Linked DNA regions of Homo sapiens: region 2 is linked to region 1. Evidence: chromatin loops called from intact Hi-C (ENCODE). Cell type or tissue: natural killer cell. All regions are shown on one strand. Each heading gives the region's core, and the rest is flanking DNA. Links, peaks and the distances in the headings are about the cores only. Region 1 overlaps TBC1D2 (TBC1 domain family member 2). Region 2 overlaps NANS (N-acetylneuraminate synthase).

Evidence for each region. Hi-C counts contacts between places; a loop is a spot of excess contacts. Peaks named below come from ENCODE experiments on the same cell type or tissue, not always from the same donor. Only the 100,000 strongest peaks of a DNase experiment are listed, where the experiment ranks them.
Region 2: it touches region 1 in a loop (19-fold over the local background); 46 of 110 quality-filtered maps call a loop at or near these places.

The regions. Positions count from the first base shown.
Region 1 is chr9:98,213,998-98,230,645 of GRCh38, forward strand. TBC1D2 (TBC1 domain family member 2) reads right to left here. Exons shown (of 13, transcript NM_001267571.2): 5 at 14,955-15,151; 6 at 6,836-7,231. It overlaps MIR6854 (microRNA 6854), which reads right to left and starts at 15,220; the gene lies at 15,152-15,220. RefSeq lists a silencer at 4,770-5,064 and an enhancer at 8,673-9,872. In natural killer cell, for the core only: no CTCF peak of the experiment used is centred there; a DNase peak (open chromatin) is centred at 2,034.
Region 2 is chr9:98,073,293-98,075,792 of GRCh38, forward strand. The region is part of intron 2 of NANS (N-acetylneuraminate synthase); the gene reads left to right. It also overlaps a transcript of TRIM14 not described here. Among named protein-coding and RNA genes, the nearest start is that of NANS, 18 kb to the left of the region's middle. RefSeq lists an enhancer at 1,341-2,147. In natural killer cell, for the core only: CTCF peaks have their summits at 1,278 (motif pointing right) and 1,477; DNase peaks (open chromatin) are centred at 1,289, 1,732 and 2,349.

The DNA.
Region 1 (16,648 bases), core at 668-3,167:
ATCAGCTATAGCAGTGGCTCTCAATTCTGCTGGGATGGACATTACAGAAGCCGTTCAGTCACGTAACACATTCTTAGAGCTATACCTCACAATTCCAGGGTATTTACTGGCTGAAACTCAGGCCCTTTCTCTCCCATTGATGTATGGGCTGGAGGTGAGTGCAAGCGATGCTGCAGCAAGGATGACTCCGACATGGCCAGGTTGATTTGGAAATGAAGAACATCACATGTGCAAGCGATGCTGCAGCAAGGATGACTCCGACGTGGCCAGATTGATTTGGAAATGAAGAACATCACATGTGCAAGCGATGCTGCAGCAAGGATGACTCCGACGTGGCCAGGTTGATTTGGAAATGAAGAACATCACATGTGCAAGCGATGCTGCAGCAAGGATGACTCCGACGTGGCCAGGTTGATTTGGAAATGAAGAACATCACATGTGCAAGCGATGCTGCAGCAAGGATGACTCCGACGTGGCCAGGTTGATTTGGAAATGAAGAACATCACATGTGCAAGCGATGCTGCAGCAAGGATGACTCCGACGTGGCCAGGTTGATTTGGAAATGAAGAACATCACATGTGCAAGCGATGCTGCAGCAAGGATGACTCCGACGTGGCCAGATTGATTTGGAAATGAAGAACATCACATGTAGTTTGGGGCACATCCTCGTCAGGGTCACATGTGCACAGCCCACAGGTGGTCCTGGCCCTCCCTGGGTGGGTCTTCACTCTGGCCAAGATGATCTCCAAGGTCTCCCCAGGCTGGAAGCTCCGATGCCTGCCCAGGGGCTGCTGCCCTCCGCCCAGAGCCTGACACACTAGAAGGGCCTCTGCTCCCAGGGGAGGGAACGAATGCCCCCTGTTGACTTTATCACATCACCCCTCACCACTCCACGGGGGCTCTCTGTGGTGCCCCAACCCAGGCCACCCCTGCTTTCATCTCCCTCGCTGTGCCAAGGCTGAAAGGCTGTGCATCCACTCAGCTTGCTCTCTGCCTTCTGGCTGGACCCAGGCAGTTCCAACCCCTGGCGCCACCCTCCTCCCCCTATCCAATCCTGTCCCTGACCTAGATAAAAAACCAGCTTCACTGCCTCTCAAAAATGCTGCTGTGTGCGCCAGCCGCTCTGCTGGCAAGTTTCTGCCTGCTTCTTCTCCACAGTCCCCATATCCTATCCTTATGTGGCAAGAAGTGAAAATCTTGTTTGTGGCACAGGGACCAGTCTCCCATGAGCATCAGGCCTTTCCTGGACCACTCCCCACTCTCTCTGGAGTCTAACACTTTACTGTCTGGAGATATAGAAACTTATGAATACAGAGGCTGTGCAGGCTTCCGGCATCACCCCCATCACCAACACCACGCAGCATATATTCTCTCACTTCATCCTCCTAGCAACCCTAGAAGGGATGTTCTTTTATTATTCCTATGACACAGATGAGGCCTCAGAGGCTCTGAAAGGGTAGGCAACTTGCCTAAGGCACAGCCAGTATAAGGCAGATGTGACCAAACCCAGGTCTGTCTGATTCTTTTTGTTTGTTTGTCTTGCTCTGTCGCCCAAGCTGGAGTACAGTGGCGTGATCATAGCTCATGGCAGCCTCGACCTCCTGGACTCAAGCAATCCTCCCACCTCAGCCTGTCAAGTAGCTGGGACTATAGGCAGGCACCACCATGCCTAGCTAATTTTTTGATTTTGTAGAGACGAGGTCTCACTATGTTTCCCAGGCTGTTTTCAAACTCCTGGCCTCAAGCAATCCTTCCACCTCGGCCTCCTAAAGTGTTAGGATTACAGGCATGAGCCACTGTGCCTGGCCAGGACTGTCTCATTCTAAAGCCCTAATCACCAAACTTCCTGCCGGGCACCATCTGAGCTCCCCACCAGCTGGAATCCACCTGGATGCCCACACTCTAGTCCCTACCCTCCAAGCGTTGTCCTTTGGTGTCTCCTGGCTACACGCATGCAGGCTTATGTGACCTCTCCTACCCATCAGACAGTATAACAACACATCAAAGACGCTGGAGTTGGCCATGTACCGGCACCGCCTGGTGGTCAGTGGCATGAATGCTGCGGGCACGCTGTCTGGGTGGAAATTCTGTCTTGACCACTGAGCCCCTGGACAAGTTACTTAACCTCATCCTCTCATCTGGAAAATGAGGATAATAACAGTACTACCTCATGTGGCTGGGAGAGGATTCAGTGAGTTAATATGTGCAAAAGGCTCAGAACGGTGCCTGGCATGTGGCAAGTGCAACGTGAGCGTGAGCATCGTCTCCCTCACTGAGTTTGCATGACAGCTCGAGAGCTACTATTCCCCACCCTGCACCCACCCCCTCAGTCGGCTCACAGAGTTCGGAATCCAATGCCCGGGAAAATACAACAAGCCCCCCCGCAAGGGAGGAAAGGACCTACCATGACCTGACCCATCTCCCTCATATCCACAAGGCTGTGGGATAACTATTAAAGTGCCCTAATTCCCATTTAACAGATGAGGAAACACACACAGAGAAAGTAAGTTCCCCTTGTCACGAAAGAGAGCCAGGATCCAAACCCAGGTGTGTTCAGCCCATGGCAGGTGCTCAGCAGACACTGCGTAGAGAAAGCAGACCCAGCTCTGGCGCTGGCCACTGCTCCACACCACTGGGTCTCCCTCCTTGATATCACCCCTTCCTCCTCCCAGGCCTAGATGTGCTCATGGATATTTATTTATTTTTCTTTCTTTTTTTATTTTTAGAGAAAGGGTCTCACTTTGTCACCCAGGCTGGAATGCAATGGCATGATCATAGCTCACTGCACTCTTGACCTCCTGGGCTCAAGTGATCCTCCTGTCTCAGGCCCCTGAGTAGTTGGGACTACAAGTGTGTGCCACTACACCCAGCTAATTAATTTTTAATTTTTTAAAAAGGTCTCATTATGTTGCCTAGGCTGGTCTCAAACTCCTGGCCTCATGCAATCCTCCAACCGTGGCCTCTCAAAGCACTGGATTGTGAGCCACCACGCTTGGCTACACACTGTTATTTCTAAGGCTTTGGAAAGAAGGCTTTTGTCACATAAGATACCCTGCTTCCAGCTCTAGGGAAGGCACAGACATGCCGGACAGGGAGGCAGAGTGAGCACAGCCTGGAACAGCAGTGGCAGTGGGTGGCGTCGGGCAGTACCTCCCCCTCCAGCTCGATGCCCTACCTTGAGTGCTCGTCTTGGCTCAGAACTGTAGGGAGGAAAAAGAGAAACCTCAGAAAAGAGAAAAGCCACAGGACAGTCACCAGTGGAATGAAAGAAGGAAAACCCTGGAGAAGGGGGACCAGGGAAGCAGGAGCCCGGGAATTCTCTTTGGGCCATGCCCATGGACTAGGCCCTGTGCTGTGTGGAAGGCAGTGGCCTGGGCATGGGAGGCCAGGTTCCGGCTGTAGCCCTGCCTCTTGCTGCCTGACCCTGGGCCAGTCCTTCTCCCTTGCCCCAGCTCAGCTGTCCCTGCCAGAAAATGAGTGGGGCAGACTAGATTTCTGAGTCTTTCCAGATCTGATATTCAAGAGGTCAGTGATCCTGTTCTCAAAACCAAAGTCTGAATAACAAGGGGCATTCCCTAAAGTTGGGTTCCTCAATCACAGGGCAGGCAGGAAACCTCAACATTCTCTGTCCTCAAACTCAAGACAATGGATATTTGATGGGTATTCTAAAAGCTAAAAACTAAGGAACACCAACTACATGCAACTCTTTCTCTTTTTTATTTTTTTTTTAATAGAGACAGTGTCTTACTCTGTTGTCCAGGCTGGAGTGCAGTGGCGTGATCACAGTTCACCACAGCCTCGAACTCCTGGGCGGCTCAAGTAATCTCCCACCTCAGCCTTCTGAGTAGCTAGGACTATGGCGGGTGCCTTCATACCTAGTGAATTTATTTTATTTTTTTTTAGAGACAGGGTCTTGCTATGTTGCCTAGGCTGGTCATGAACTCCTGGGCTTAAGCAATCCTCTAGCTTCAGCTTCCCAAGTAGCTGGGACTACAGGCACGTGCTACTGTGCCTGGCTAATTTTTTAATTTTTTGTAGAGATGAGATCTTGCTATGTTTCCCCGGCTTGTCTCTAACTCCTGGCCTCAAGTAATCCTCCTGCCACAGCCTCCCCAAATGCTGGCATTACAGGTGTGAGCCACCCATGCCTGGCCTTATGCAACCCTTTAAAGCACAAAGCACAAAACACTGGGCCTCTGAGGATCATATGCAAGTGTATTCTTGGTTAATGTGAATCACATACCCAGAGTCTCCATGTAGCTGAGCTCACTGATAAAGAAAATTCATGGCCAGGTGCGGTGGCTCACACCTGTAATCCCAGCACTTTGGGAGGCCGAGGCAGGCAGATCACGCGGTCAGGAGATCAAGACCATCCTGGCTAACATGGTGAAACCCCGTCTCTACTAAAAATACAAAAAAATTAGCCGGGCATGGTGGCGGGCACCTGTAGTCCCAGCTACTCAGGAGGCTGAGGCAGGAGAATGGCGTGAACCTGGGAGGCGGAGCTTGCAGTGAGCCGAGACCGCGCCACTGCACTCCAGGCTGGGTGACAGAGCAAGACTCCGTCTCAAAAAATAAAAATAAAAAAAAATAAAATTCCTGAATATGTAAATTCAGGGGCACACTCAGTCTCCTAGTGAGTCCATGATTACAATCAACTCTCAGGCTGTCTGGAGCCACCTGGCTGATCTAGTGTTCTTTTTTTTCCTTTGAGATGGTGTTTCACTCCTTCACCCAGGTTGGAGTGCAGTGGCACAATCTCAGCTCACTGCAACCTCCACCTCGTGGGCTCAAGCGATCCTCCCACCTCGGCCTCCAGAGTAGACGGGAACACAGGCGTGCGCCACCACAAATCTTTCTGACCCCTGTGCTGCTCTACCGGGGCTTGCACAGTGGATTCCGGCAGTATGGGTGGAGAGAAGAGGAAGCCGCCTGGCTGGGGGCAGGCAGGGTAGAAAAGCAATCAGATGGAAGCAGTTTTCCCTGCTGTGTGGAGGGCTGAGAGCTTTCTAATCATCTGGCTGCATTTGCATTGGAAAGGTTATGTTTTTCTTTTAACCCAAAAGAATCTCTGATTTCAGACTAAATAAGGGAAAAGATTCGGGAACTGGTTATGTGGGTTTTCAGTCTTTGCTGAAAGAAAGGGAAGGGAATCAGGTTTCACGTCCTTTTCCTTTATCCTTCTAACAGCCCTAGTCAAGAGGACTAGTTGGGCTATTTGACACAGAGGTGAGCTAACATGCCTAAAGTCACACAGCCAGAAAGAGGCAGAGCCAAGAGTCAAAGAGGTCAGTCTGACTTCAAAGCTTGGGTGGTGGCCACTGTTCAACACTGCCCACTGAGAGCTTTTCTCTCAAAAGCTTCCTGATTTCTTTTTTTTTCTTTCTCCATCTGCCCTCACCGAGTAGTTCTTTGATAGAGTAGCATGAGAGTTCTCAAGGTTATAAGTCTATATGTACAGTCTCGTGTGGCTTAATTATGAGGATACACTCTGAGAAATGCGTCATTAGGTGATTTCACTGTTGTGCAAACATTGTAGACTGGACGCAGACAAACCTAGGTGATTTAGCCTACTACGCACCCAGCTAGATGGTGTAGCCTATTGCTCCGAGGCTGCAGACCTGTGCACCTGTTACGGTACTGAATACCATAGGTGGCTGTCACATAATGGCATTTGTGTATCTAAACACATGTAAACATAGAAAAGGTAGCATGTTGTGCTATGATGTTATGACGGCTATGATGTCACTATGTGACAGGGATTTTTCTGCTTCATTGTAATCTTATGGGACCATCACATATGCAGCCTGTTATATGGCATCTGACTGTACATATGTGGTTGTGAGTGGCAGGGTTTGGGGCAGGACGAACTCTGGTTGTATGGCTCCCTTTACGGACAGTGGAGGCTATGAGTGCACTCCACAGCCACAGGCCTCCCAGTGGGACAGTTCCTGTCACAACCCTTTAGAGAGGAGGCTGCGGGTCACGGCAGGCAACACACTTCACATAAAGTTCCTACCTCCTGTGACATCACTGGTCCCTGTGGGGTGGGGAAGCCTAGGGAAAGATAGGGACAGAGAAGGGGAAGGAAGGGGAGGAAAGGAGGAGCAGGGATGGTGGCAGCAGCTAGAAGCGGCAGCTGAGCAGACAGACCAGACCGCAGACATGAGCTCCAGCCCAGCTCCAGCTCCTCCACTTCTTCAGCACATGACCCTGGGCAGGCTCCTTAACCTTTCTCAGCCTCAGCATTCCACATCTGTAAAGGGGGAGCACACCAGCGGCTGCCTCACCTCACAGGGCTGGCGCGAGGACTAAATGTGGCGATGCACCCACCGAGGGCAGTGCCTGGCACACAGGAAACACCCTATAAATTCTACAGATGGGAGCAGTGACTATTGGCAGCTGCAGGTCATCCGTACAGTGTGCAGGCGCAGGACTGTGGGGGGAGGGTCGTGCTGGCCCCTTAGGGCTCTCGGGTGCACTGGGATGGCACTAAGGGAGGTTGACCAGGCCAGGCCCCACACTTAGCTAGTCAGGCTTTCATCTCTCATTTGATAATCTAGAGGCACCTTCACTTTTCAGTAGCCCAGGATACCAGGGCTACTGGTTAATGGGTCAATCAAGGCCCAGGCAAACTGCACTGGGCCTTGTGGTAAAGAAAGTGAAGAAGCGTAGAGCAATATTCCCATCAACATGTGTTTCTAATGTGAATATTCTAGGATGAAGGGGTATCCCCACTCCACCTAGCAAACCCTTAGGGGTGGAGAGCGCACCTTCCCTGAGGGCTGGGACAGAGGACCGGCAGGACTGGCAGGCCCTGAGGGGAGGCCCCTACCTTCAGGTGCTCTATCTTCCCCTGCTGGCTCAGGAAGTCCCTGTTGGCAGCGTCGGGGCGCAAAGGAGACTGGTCAGGGGGGTGCGTGAAGTCCTGGGTGACCTTCTCAGAGAGCTTGCAGATGACCTGCTGCTTGGCGTGGTTCTTGTCCATAAGCAGCTGCACGTGCTGCTGTAGCTCCTGCACCTGCTGCTCCCGCAGGCTCGCTGTGTGCGCCAGGCTCTCCCGCTCCTGCTCCAGGGCCTCCACCCGCCGGCCCAGCTCCGCGATCTGCCGCACTTTGTGCCGCACCAGCTCCAGCCGGTCCTTGTCCTCAGCCGCCGCCAGGTATGCGCTGGACGCCCGCTTCTCCTGCTGGGCGGCCTCCAGTGCCTTGTGCAGGATCTTCACTAGCTCCTGGGCAGGGAGAGGGAAGAATCTTGTGAGCTCAGGGAGGGCCTGCTGGGCGCCACAGTGGGGTATATGTTATCAGTAGTTCTCCTAACAACCGTGAGAGGTGCCCAGCAGCATCCCTGCGGCATCTCATCCTGACACTCACTTTCTCCTTCTCTGTTCAAGTGACTGTTAGCTGGGCACATGGTTCCCCAGCTTAAAACTGCATCTCCCAGCCAAGCCATGGTGAGGTGTAGCCAAGTAACTATTCTGCCTAAATGGGAAATGAAAAGTGAGATGGGCAGCTTCTGGGTCCTACCTTTAAAACCACTAGATACACGCTCCTCTGGTCCAGTTCTCTTTGCTTCTGGCTGGGAAGTGGCAGGAACTAGAGTGGCCGCCTCAGACCCACAGCAGAAGGTACATGTTGAGAAAGGGCTGCCCCCCAGCTCAGAGTTGCTCACCTACCTCTGGGTTCTTTAATGTGAATGAGAAACCTCTCACTCGTTTTGGGCCACAGTGCTTTGAAACTTTTTTTTTTTGAGATAGCGTCTCCCTCTGTTACCCAGCCTGGAGTGCAGTGGCACAGACATGGCTCACTGTAGCCTCAATCTCCTGGGCTCAGCTGATCCTCCCACCTTAGCCTCTCAAGTAGCTGGGACCACAGGAACATGCCAACACACCAGGCTAATATTTGTATTTTTTTGTAGAGAAGGGGTTTTGCCATGTTGCCGGGCTGGTCTCAAACTCCTGGACTCAAATGATCTGCCCACCTTGGCCTTCCAAAGTGCTGGGATTACAGGTATGAGTCACCACACCCAGTGGAGATGTTTTTGTCACAGCAGCTGAACCCATACCCTGACATATACACATCCATTTCAGGGATGAACAAACTGAGGCCCAGCAGAGAGTAGAATGGAATTCAATCTCAATTGGCTAGATTCCAAAGCCTGTGCTCAGTAACTAAGAAAACCAGGGGTGGCAGCTATGTGGCATTACTCTTCCCTCTCATCCCTGTGGCAGACATCACTAATTAATCTCCCATACTTCTTCCTGCACAGCCTACCCTAGTTGAGGCCTCAGAATCATTCTCAATATAGCAGCCAGTCACTACCAATCAAGTTGAGTCAGGGTTAAAGAGGAAATACACTGGCAATCCCCATGTAAAGCCACACACAGAGGACCTCATTCAAGCCATTTGTGCCTAGTTACCTTCAGCCCACCAGCCGATGCCTGCAAAGCTGGTGGAAGGAACTCTAGAAAGTTCAGAAACAATAGAGCTTGATTTATTCCTCAGCAGGGGCAACTAATTCACACAGGAACTCAAGGTCTGCTCAGCTCCCTGTGCCTTTAAGCCTGTAATTTCCCCAGGGAGGGCCACGCCTGGACTCAGGCCTATCTGTCCCAAAGCAGGGATGTGAATTTGTTCTGGGCCAGGATCAGGACATCAGCAGCCAGGTCCACGTGGAACTAATACCAGGTAGGTATGACTTTCAGGCAACACTGCCCTGCTCTGTGCTTCTCATTTGGAAAAACATGGTTTCCTAGAGACATGTCAACTATACCACACCAAAGTATTAAAATGAGTGGATTGGCTGGATAGCCTTATTTGCTAAGAACAATTCTATATTGGAGGAAAACTGCCAAAAACCATGACTTTTTTGGAGAAGCTAATGACAAGACCACATTAGCCTGCATCTTCTGAAACCTTAGGACTAGTGACCATCCTTTCTCTGGTTCTCTCTTTTCCTTCCACATGCCCATCCATCCATCCAACCTTTACCAAGCACCACTCGGTGCCAGGCCAGGCCCTGAGCCAGGTGCCGTGGCCCAGAGAGGGAGTGGTGAGAGTTCCCACCTCCAAGGACTGCAAAGGCTGGTGGGAATGAACATGACCCACCACAGTGGAATGATCTACTGCAAGTCAGGGGAACAAGGGTGTTTGTGGGAAAGGCAATGACTTCTGTCTGGGGTGGAGGTTGTGGGGAATACCAGTCCAGAGCATTTAAAAGAAACTGTGAAGAATGAGAAGGGCCAGAGATGGTCGAGCAGCAGGTGGGAGATGAGGGTGGGGATGGCCCTCCAGATGTGGCCAAGCTACAGCCCCAGTAAAGACCTGGAGGAAGGAAAGAGCTACCATGGAGCTGTGGGAGCCCTGGGGTGTGGCAGGAAGTTGGGGTGAGGACAGCACAGTGATTGCAAACCAAAAGGGAATGTTTGGAACGTCCAGAATGAAGAAGTCAGCTTCTCAGGGCTCAGTGGAGAGAGATTAACATTCCTGTGGTTCCAGGAAAACTGGGGGCCTAGGCCATTTTCTGCTTCAGCTGAGATTTGGAGGTTACCTTGGATGACTGCCCAGGGAAATAACCAACAGACATCATTGTTCAGACTTGCCCTAGGAGCAGGACCAGTGGGTGTCTTTCCCTCAATTTGGGGAGTTAGTTGACTCTGAAGCTTATTTCATTACATCTAGCTGTCTCCTTCCCGCATTTGGCTCCCAGAATCTAAGACTGAGACACCAGCCCAGGAGGCTCTCCTCCCACCCCCAGAATTCTTGTACCAGAATAAAATAGGCTTAAAAGAACGGAACCAGGGCAGAGGGAGGGAGCCTCAGTAGGACTTGTAAGATGAGGAGTGAGAATGTCATGAATTCAAGAAACCTAAAGTCTGGATTATAAGCAATGTCTTAGGACCAATTCTTAAAAATAGGTTGGGCCGGGCGTGGTGGCTCACGCCTGTAATCCCAGCACTTTGGGAGGCCAAGGCGGTCGGATCACGAGGTCAGGAGATCGAGACCATCCTGGCTAACATGGTGAAACCCCGTCTCTACTAAAAATACAAAAAAATTAGCCAGGCGTGGTGGCGGGTGCCTGTAGTCCCAGCTACTCAGGAGGCTGAGGCAGAATGGTGTGAACCCGGGAGGCGGAGCTGGCAGTGAGCTGAGATCGCACCACTGCACTCTAGCCTGGGCGACAGAGCGAGACTCCATCTCAAAAAAAAAAAAAAGAAAAGAAAAGAAAAGAAAAATAGAGGGGTTGATGAAATTAAGCTTTTTGAAGTGTTTTTTTTTCTTTTCTTTTTTTTTTTTTTTTTTTTGAGACAGGGTCTCACTCTGTTGCCCAGGCTGGAGTGCAGTGGCGCAATCACGGCCCACCGCAGCCTCAACCTCCTGGGCTCAAGAGATTCTCTTGCCTCAGTCTCCCTTGTAGCTGGGACTACAGGCATGCACCACATTGCCCAGCTAATTATTTTATTTTCTGTAGAGACAGGGTCTCCCTATGTTGTTCGGGGTGGTCTTGAACTCTTGGGCTCAAGAGATCCTCCCACCTTGGCCTCCCAAAGTGTTGGGGTTATAGGTGTGAGCCACCATGCCCGGCCCAAGTGGTACTTTTAATATTTCTCAATCGAGTTGTTTGGTTCATCTCAGATTTTGATACGTGGTCATAAGTTGTCACTTTATTTAAATTTTTAAAAGCCAATAAATCATCTTTAAAAAATAATCCTTTATCTTTTTAGAGCATTGCTACTTTCATCAGTGGTGGGCCCTACAGGGGTCAGATGAAGGGGCATGGGCTTTGGAGTTGCACAGGCCTCGGTTCCCATTCTGGATCCGTGGGGGGTGTATCTAACGAGGTGACTCTAAGGAGGGTAGCTCAGGTGGCCTCTTCATTGAACCTCAGCTTTCTCATGAATGGGGCTAAAGCTTCCTCTTCTGCTCAGAACTGCCTCTAGCATGAAAGAGAAAGTGCCAAGTGTCCCTCCCCAAGCTGACATGGCCAAGGTACCTCCCAGCCCTCTTTCATGTCCTCTGAAGTTTTTGGCTGGAGTTCTAGGAAAGTAAGAGGCTATACGTTGCCCCACTGAGTTTCCTAAAAAATTACGTTCCTTTACCCAGTAATCCTGATTGAACTAAGGTGGCCCCAGAGGGCCGCAGGCAGGGTCCCAGAGGGGTTCATCATTCCCAGCCGCCAACAGATGGCCAACATCACCACAGACAACAGCCTTCCATCTGCCAGAGCAGACGGCCTTCAGGCTGGGTGGAGTTCTGTCAACTCCAAGGGTCAGTCCCCGGCCAATCAGCCATCTGGTGCTATCTCCTAGAGCCCAAACCTCTTGTGGGGCCAGTGCTGCAGGTATGGGGACAGATAATGGCTTAATGGGTATTGAAGTCAACCTGTGGTTTAATATGACACCAGGGGGTACACAGGGAGTGCATTCATTTTTTCTCAAGAGCAGTTTTGGTGCTTGTGTCTCATAGTGGGCCTCACCATGAGACTATGGAAGAGAGGAGGCAGCCCAGCCTCTAGACTTGGAGAAGGAGGTTAGGGCCCCAATCCTGGCTTTTCCAGCTGCCTGCGCATGGGCAAGTCACCCAACTCCTCTGAGCTCCTCAAATGCTGGCTTAGCCCCTGGGAGACCCTGAGCATGCAGACACTCTGAGAACCTCAGTTTCCCTTTCAGAGTAAGGGGATGAAAACTATTGTAAGGACAGAGATAACACATGGGAAGGCTCAGCACAGTCCTGGGGCCGCGCTTCATACCAGCAGTTCCCATGCTCACATCTTCTCTTCCCCACTAGATGGTGAGGTGCCCAAGGGCAGGGATTTGTCTGCAATGTGCTCTCAAGAGCATCTCGCAGTGTTTGAGATAGAAATTCCTAAAGAGTCACGAAAGCCACTGGCAATGGCCAGATCAGCTAGGATAAGACCCCAAATTCCCATGTCCTCCTGAAGTTTGAGGTAGACAGGAGGTGCCTTCCCACTAAAGAAACACAGGAAGGTACCTCGCAGGGGTAGCTCCTGGGATTCCAGGTGCCCATCTTCCCAGCTGATGAATGGGACTCTAATGAGGGTCTCAGATGGACAGCGGCTCTCCTAGCGGCATTCTGAGTGCCTGGGGGCACCACTGGGCACCCAGAAGTTGTGCTGGCTTTTTCTGTCTCACCTCTTTGGTTTCAGTATCTGGGCTACAGGTGAAACCCTAGAGTTACGGGGCTGCCATTCCTCCCTTCCTAATGTGGAATGAAGACCTAAGCTCCCTGATCACTGCTATGGCCCCACGGCACATTTCCTGAAGGCACTGATGGGCTCTCACTTCCCGCCTCGTCTCTGAGCCCCTCAGCAGGGCACCTCACTGCTTGTAGGGCAGGAAGAGATTGACATGGAGGGTAAGGAGGGCTGCAGTAATCGCCAGAACAACCAGAGCCTGCATCTGTTGGGCAGCTGCTGGGTGCCAGGTACTGGGCTTTATGAATCTGGGCACAGGTCTCTCCAGTAAACACGGCTGCAACTCCATTTACAGAAGAGGAAACTGAGGCTTAGATAGGTTAAGAAACTTGCTTAGGGCCAGAATTTGAGCCTGTGCTGTCTTATTTAAAGGCTGGTTCTTTGAATCACCCTGAAGACTGAAGTTCATTTGTGGAATGGGTTGGAGAGTAAACAAATCCACTCCTATTGCACAATAATTGGATAAACTAAATAAATCACAACTCATTCTCCTTTTGACCCTCTGTCCCAGGACACAAAGTCGAGGTTTGGTGGAAGGTTACCTGGTAGAAAAAAAATCCAGATTCTTCAATGCATCAACAACTTCCTCCTGACAATTTCCCTCTGAATATATGGGAGTTGTCAATAGCCTGGTCAACCCTTATTAATCTCCAAGAATCTTGCCTTTATTTATTGAAGAATGATGAGTCCTCCAGAGATGCAGAGCAATCAGGGGCAAACTTTCATGAAATCTAGGTTTCCTGGGGCCTTTCTACTTCATCTGACAATTTGTAATGTCTTAGAAAGAAAGGCTGTGTCAAGAGAGGCTGCCCGTATATTCAGGATTTCTTTTTCTTTCCAGGTTTGGGTTTCGGATTTAAGCTCTACTAGTCCAGGGATCAAGTAGCTGCTATGGCTCTGTTTCATGCCCTCTCAGCTCTCAGGAGCGTCCAGCAGCCTCAGAACTGGAGCACCATGATGACAGGAGGAAAAGACAGCTGGGCTGCTAAGCAGCAGCAGAGGGGACCTCACGTGTTATAACTACACATTTGGGTGTTGCTTTGTTTAATGTCTGTCTCTGCCATGAAATGCAAGCTGTAAGGGCAGAGCCTGTGTCTTTTGCTCATTGTTCTTTCCCAGCACCTGGAACACTGCATGCACATAACAGGCCCTTAATAAAAATTTGGTGAATAAACACATGAGTTAAGAACGTATGAATAAATGAGCCCCCTCCTTTGAGAACTCTAATGTCTAATCACCAGTTGCTTCACTAAATGTAACTCCTGGCCAGGCACGGTGGCTCACGCCTGTAATCCCAGCACTTTGGGAGGCTGAGGTGGGCAGATCACTTGAGGTCAGGAGTTCGAAACCAGCCTTGCCAACATGGTGAAACCTAGTCTCTAATAAAAATACTAAAAACAAAAACCAAAAAACAAAAAAAAATTAGCTGGGCATGGTGGCAGGTGCTTGTAATCCCAGCTACTTGGGAGGCTGAGGCAGGAGAATCGCTTGAACCCGGGAGGCAGAGGTTGCAGTGAGCCAAGACTGCACCACTGCACTCCAGCCTGGGTGACAGAATGAGACTCTGTCTCAAAAAAAAAAAAAAAAAAGTAACTTCTGACATGCCAGGAATGAAGCCTCTGCCGGTTCCCCTGAGATCTGCTGACAGTGGTCACTGCTTAGGGGCAGAAAAGGCAGACGAGGGGCCAAACTAGGTATAGGGAGAGCATTTTTTCTAGATTTCTTCCCACCAAAATAGGGCAGAAAAGAAAAGAAGAAATGTACAAGTTATAAGAAATATTCAGAAGGTAATAGGGCATAAGCCCCACCTCCCCAGCCTAAGTCCTCTGGAGTCAGGGCTGGAAAACAAAGCAGAAAGGGCCTCCGGGCAGCCAAAGTTCAAACACAAAAGCTTAGGCCTTCCTCTAGAGGAAAAGGAGTCTGGGCCCTCACTGGAGCCCGCCACTGCCACCACAGGTCCTACCAGGCCCCACCGTTGGGATTTATGTAACAACTGCCTAACTTAGTCGCTTTTATCACTCTAAAGAGGGGCTCCCGCCCGGAGCTGCAGCCCTCTCACATCTTTGCCCTGGGACCCTCACTACTTCATAAGGTAGCCCCTGGCTTTTAATACCATTTACTCTCTGGGATGTAGGATTTTGGAGTAGTTTTAATGTCTGTGTGTATGAGATCTGTTTTCTACAATTATTATATAGCTCTTGTAACTCTCGTAATTAACTTCTTACCATATTAAGCCCAAATATTCCTTTCACTGTTTCTGTGTTGGTCCTGGCTTAGCCCTGGGCCACACACATGCTGCTTGTTTGCTTTCTCCTGTGACAGTCTTGTGACGGTCATTCAGATATCTGTGCCCAGATATCGGCTGCCAGGTCAAAGTTCCCCCCAGTTCTATCGACAGCCCCTCCCATGACCCTGCATCCAGATCACCTGCCTCTAAATAATGTCATTTTCTGGGTAGGGGGTGAGACCATGCATGGCCCTCCAGGAGGGGTCCAAGAGACAGTTATTAGAGTAGATCTCCAGAGATACCTGCCCTTGGTGCCCTTTTGTGACTTACTTTGAGTGACATCAGGTTCTTGAGTAATCAACAGCATATTTCAACATTCTGCAGTTTGGCCTTTAAAGACCAGAGAGTAGCTGGTGCCCAGCACGGCTAATGCGTCCCATCTAGCTTATCCGAAAGGCTCCAGGAACTGGAGGGGTCCACTGGAACCTGGGGCCTCCCTGGGACCAGACCTCACCTTCTGAGACTTTAACTCCTTGGTGAGCATCAGAACCTGTTGCTCCAAGGCTGCCACTTTCTCCTGGGCAGTTCGGTTCCGTGTGATTCCTTCAGAAAAGAATGGGAAGGTGTTGTTCTGGCGCTTGGCTTTCTGAGCGAAACTGATGGTCAGAGAAGGCTTGGGTGCAGGCTTTGGAGAATCCTCTGGCTCTCTCCCTGCTCAAGAGGAGAAACGCAGAAGTTATGACTGATGACATCAGCAGTTCTCAAACCTGAGCTTGCTTTAGAAGCACCTGGAGGGCTTGTTAAAATGCGGATGGTTGGGCCCTAATTTCGGAGCTCTGGATTTAATAGGTCTGGGGCAGGGCTTGAGAATATGCACTTCTAAAAAGTTCCTAGGTGATGCTGACACAGCTTGTCCAGGGGTTAGACTGTGAGAACCACTGGCCTACATAAACGTTATTGCACTGTGCTGGCCCATCTGCTAAACTGTGCCTGTCTCCTTCCTTCAGATCCCACCCAGCCTGCATTGGTCTATCTCATGCCACCCTGCTGGTGTTTGCCAAGTGGCTTTCTCCTCAGGCACAAGCCCTGGCAGGATGTTCTGTTCCTTATTTCAGGATCCCACCTCTATGTACTAGGAGATTTTCAAAGCACACAGATCTGTCTGATGATAGGAACACAAAATGAATGTCTGTACTCTGCATTCTTGCTCCAGAGAGCAGCTCAAGCATTTAACTTGATTCTTCTTATTCCAAGCTAAGTTAAGAGATATATTTCCCCCACAGTTGATTGTCTCAAGGATGCATAGTCCTTTTATCTCCTGGGTTACAACCTATGGTTCACAGGCCAAATCCAGCCCACAGCCTGCTTTTACAAATAAAGCTTTATTAGAACACGGCCATGCCCATTTGTTTATGTGCTGTCTATTGCTGCTTTTACTCCTCAAAGGCAGAACTGAGTGCTTAAAACAGAAACCCTATGGCCCACAAAGCCTCGAATCGTTACTATCTTGCTCTTTACAAAAAATGTTTGCCACCCACTGTTTTTAAGTCATCAAAATTTTATTCTTAAATCAAACCAAACATCAGAGAATCATTCCCTTGTGTTGCCTTGTCCTGCCCTGACCCAGCTGTGCTTCTGGTCTCTGCCATCAGCCTGCATCAAGGGACATTTAAGGGCCTGACTATGTAGCCAAGGGCCCTTGAGAAGCTTGTTCACATGGGATATATACATCATGCCTATTATGAGTCCCCAGCAGAAGAAATTCCCTTCAGCCCTAGGAACTTCCAAGAAAAGCTTTGCTTCTTATAAGAAAATATGTTTTTAGTCTTATGGACACTGGAAATAATCTAGCTGCTTGCATTTCCCTCTTTGCCTTGGCTGCTGAGCTTACAGCCACATTTACTGCCTACTCTCAGATATTTTGTAGGATCGTAAATTGATCTTATCTAAATCTCCTAACCAAATTACTCATTTGCAGGAGTATGCATTTTAGTAAACTATTACCTATTTCTTGGGACTAAAGTGTTAAAGGTGTTGAAAATAAGAATGTGGTATGGCATCCCAGGATAGGGGACACGCAGGGCTTTGGGGATAGGCCAAATGACTTAGCATGAGACCAGGCCAAGGGCTGGCCAAACAGTCTTGAACAAATAAAGAGTTACTCCAGTAGGTGACAGGAACCAGACACTGAGTGCAAAAACAGTACCT
Region 2 (2,500 bases), core at 1-2,500, 140 kb before region 1:
TTTTTTTTTTGAGACGGAGTCTTGCTCTGTCACCCAGGCTGGAGTGCAATGGCATGCTCTTGGCTCACTGCAACCTCCACCTCCCAGGTTCAAGTAATTGTCCTGCCTTAGCCTCCCGAGTAGCTGGGATTACAGACACACACCAACACGCCGGGCTAATTTTTGTATTTTTAGTAGAGGCGGGGTTTCACCATGTTGGCCAGGCTGGTGTCAAACTCCTGACCTCGTGATCTGCCCGCCACGGCCTCCCAAAGTGCTGGGATTACAGGCGTGAGCCACCGCGCCTGGCCTGGGCTTCTTTTTTTTTTTTTCCAATCCTGAAGGATCCAAAACCTGAGGGGAGAGGAAGGGACTTTAGAAAAATCTCAGCTCCACTCCTCTCTTTCCTTACCCCTGACTCAGATCAGCAGTTCCCAGAGTGTCCCACAGGACACAGTACAGAAATGGGGTTCTGTGGGCACGTGTTGTCCACCCTCATTCATTAATTGATTTAGAATCAATAAAGGGTTTTTTGGTTTATTTTTTGTTTTGTCACCCAGGCTGGAGTGCAGTGACACGACCTCAGCTCAGTGCAGCCTCAACCTCCTGGGTTCAAGCAATCCTCCCACTTCAGCCTCCTGAGTAGCTGGGACTGCAGGCACACACCACACACCCGGCTAATTTTTATATGTTTTGTAGAAACGGGATTTCGCCATGTTGCCTAGGCTGGTGTCAAACTCCTGGGCTAAAATGATCCTCCTGCCTTGGCCTCCCAAAGTGCTGGGATTACAGGCATGGGCTACCATGCCTGGCCAGAATTAATAAAGTTCTGAGTCGAATAAGTTTGGGAAACACTGGGTTTGGAACTCAGCTAAGTTGATTTACTGGGACCCTCTAAGAAGGCATTAAGGCAGGGTAGTGTTTCTCCCAAACGAGGCTATCCATGGGACCCATTTCTGCATGTTGAACTCAGCTGGGAGCCCGAGGAGAGTTGTACATGCCTGAGCTCCCTTCAGACTCCCACAGACTTTGTGCTATGGGGCAGGAGGGAGAGAGGAGTGCTGAGGCTGCCGGGCTGCATGGAACCCCAGATAGAGGGAACCCGATAGCACGGTCGGCAGGCTAGGGGAAGTCAAGGAGTCCCTGAAGAGAAAGGGGTCACCAGTTGCTGACCCAGCCTGTAGTAGCCCCTAGGCACAGCGATACTGTCTTAGGGCTGAAAGTTAGGATCTTCCAGATTACTCAGATTCCCTTTGCCCGATGGCTCTGAGTGGCAGTTTTCTAAATGTCCACTGGGTGGCGCTGGCTCCCCAGGAGGCGGCAAAATGAGGCGCCCCTTCCCTTTCCAGCAGGAATTGGCCTTTTTCTTTACTTGAAAATTACAGAATTCCATGCAGATTTTACAGCCTCTGTAGGTAAGCTTTCACAAGGTGTTTTTCTGCACTTGTCCCCCCTCCTTGCCCCGATCGCTCTGCCCCTCTCTTGGGGGGGTTTCTGCTTCTGTTTATGCCCTGGTGGGCCACACCACACTCCCACAAGATGAACATTATACAAAAGAAAACTCAGTGGAAGGTTCCTTCTTTAAACAGAAAGCACTCTCTTCATCTGCCAAATGAAGTGAGAAGGGTAGGAAAATTAGATTTTATTGAAAAAATATATTTAAAACTGATGTTTTTTCAGTTCTGTCTTAGGGCTAGTTAGCAGTGTTATGAGACACAAACAGGAAGGAGTGAGGTGGAAAGGTATGGAAGGTACTGGGCATGGCAGCTGAAGCTTGCAACCCCAGCACTGTGGGAGGCCAGGGTGGGACAACTGCTTGAGGTCAGGAGTTTGAGAACAGCCCGGGCAACATAGCAAGACCCCATCTCCACAGCAAATTAAAAAAAAAAAAAAATTAGCCACATGTGGTGGCACGTGCTTGTGGTCCCAGCTACTTGGGAGACTGAGGCAGGAGGATTGCTTGACCCCAGGAGTTTGAGACCAGTCTGGGCAACATAGCAAGACCCCGTCTCTACCACAAAAGAAAAGAAAAAGATGGAAGGGGAAAAGAGAAGAGTTAAAAATAAAGCAGAGGAAGAGCAGTGAGAAAGGTGAAGGAAGGGAGGAAAGGAAGGAAACGGTGGGAGGGAGGGAGGAAGGAAAGGGAGAGAGGGAGGGAAGGAAAGGGAGGAAGGAAAGGGAGGAAAGGGAGGGAGGGAGGAAGGAAGGGAGGGAGGGAAGGAGACAGGAAGGGAGGTAGGTTGGTTGGTCCGTCGGTCCGTCGGTCCTAGACCAATCAGAGTTTGCATTTCATTTCAGCAACTTCCCTGGGAGAGGGAAAGATTTGTGCCCATGTGATCAAGTGTGAGCAACTCACTAAGCCCTAACTTATTTCTGAGTCACCATTCAGAGACATTGATTTTTTCGACTTTTGATTTCCAACTTCAAAACAAAACAAAGGGACTCAAGAAAACTTTTGAAGGTGATGTGTATGTTTATTACTCTTGTGCTGATGGTAGCAGTAGTGTATACTTAAGTCCCA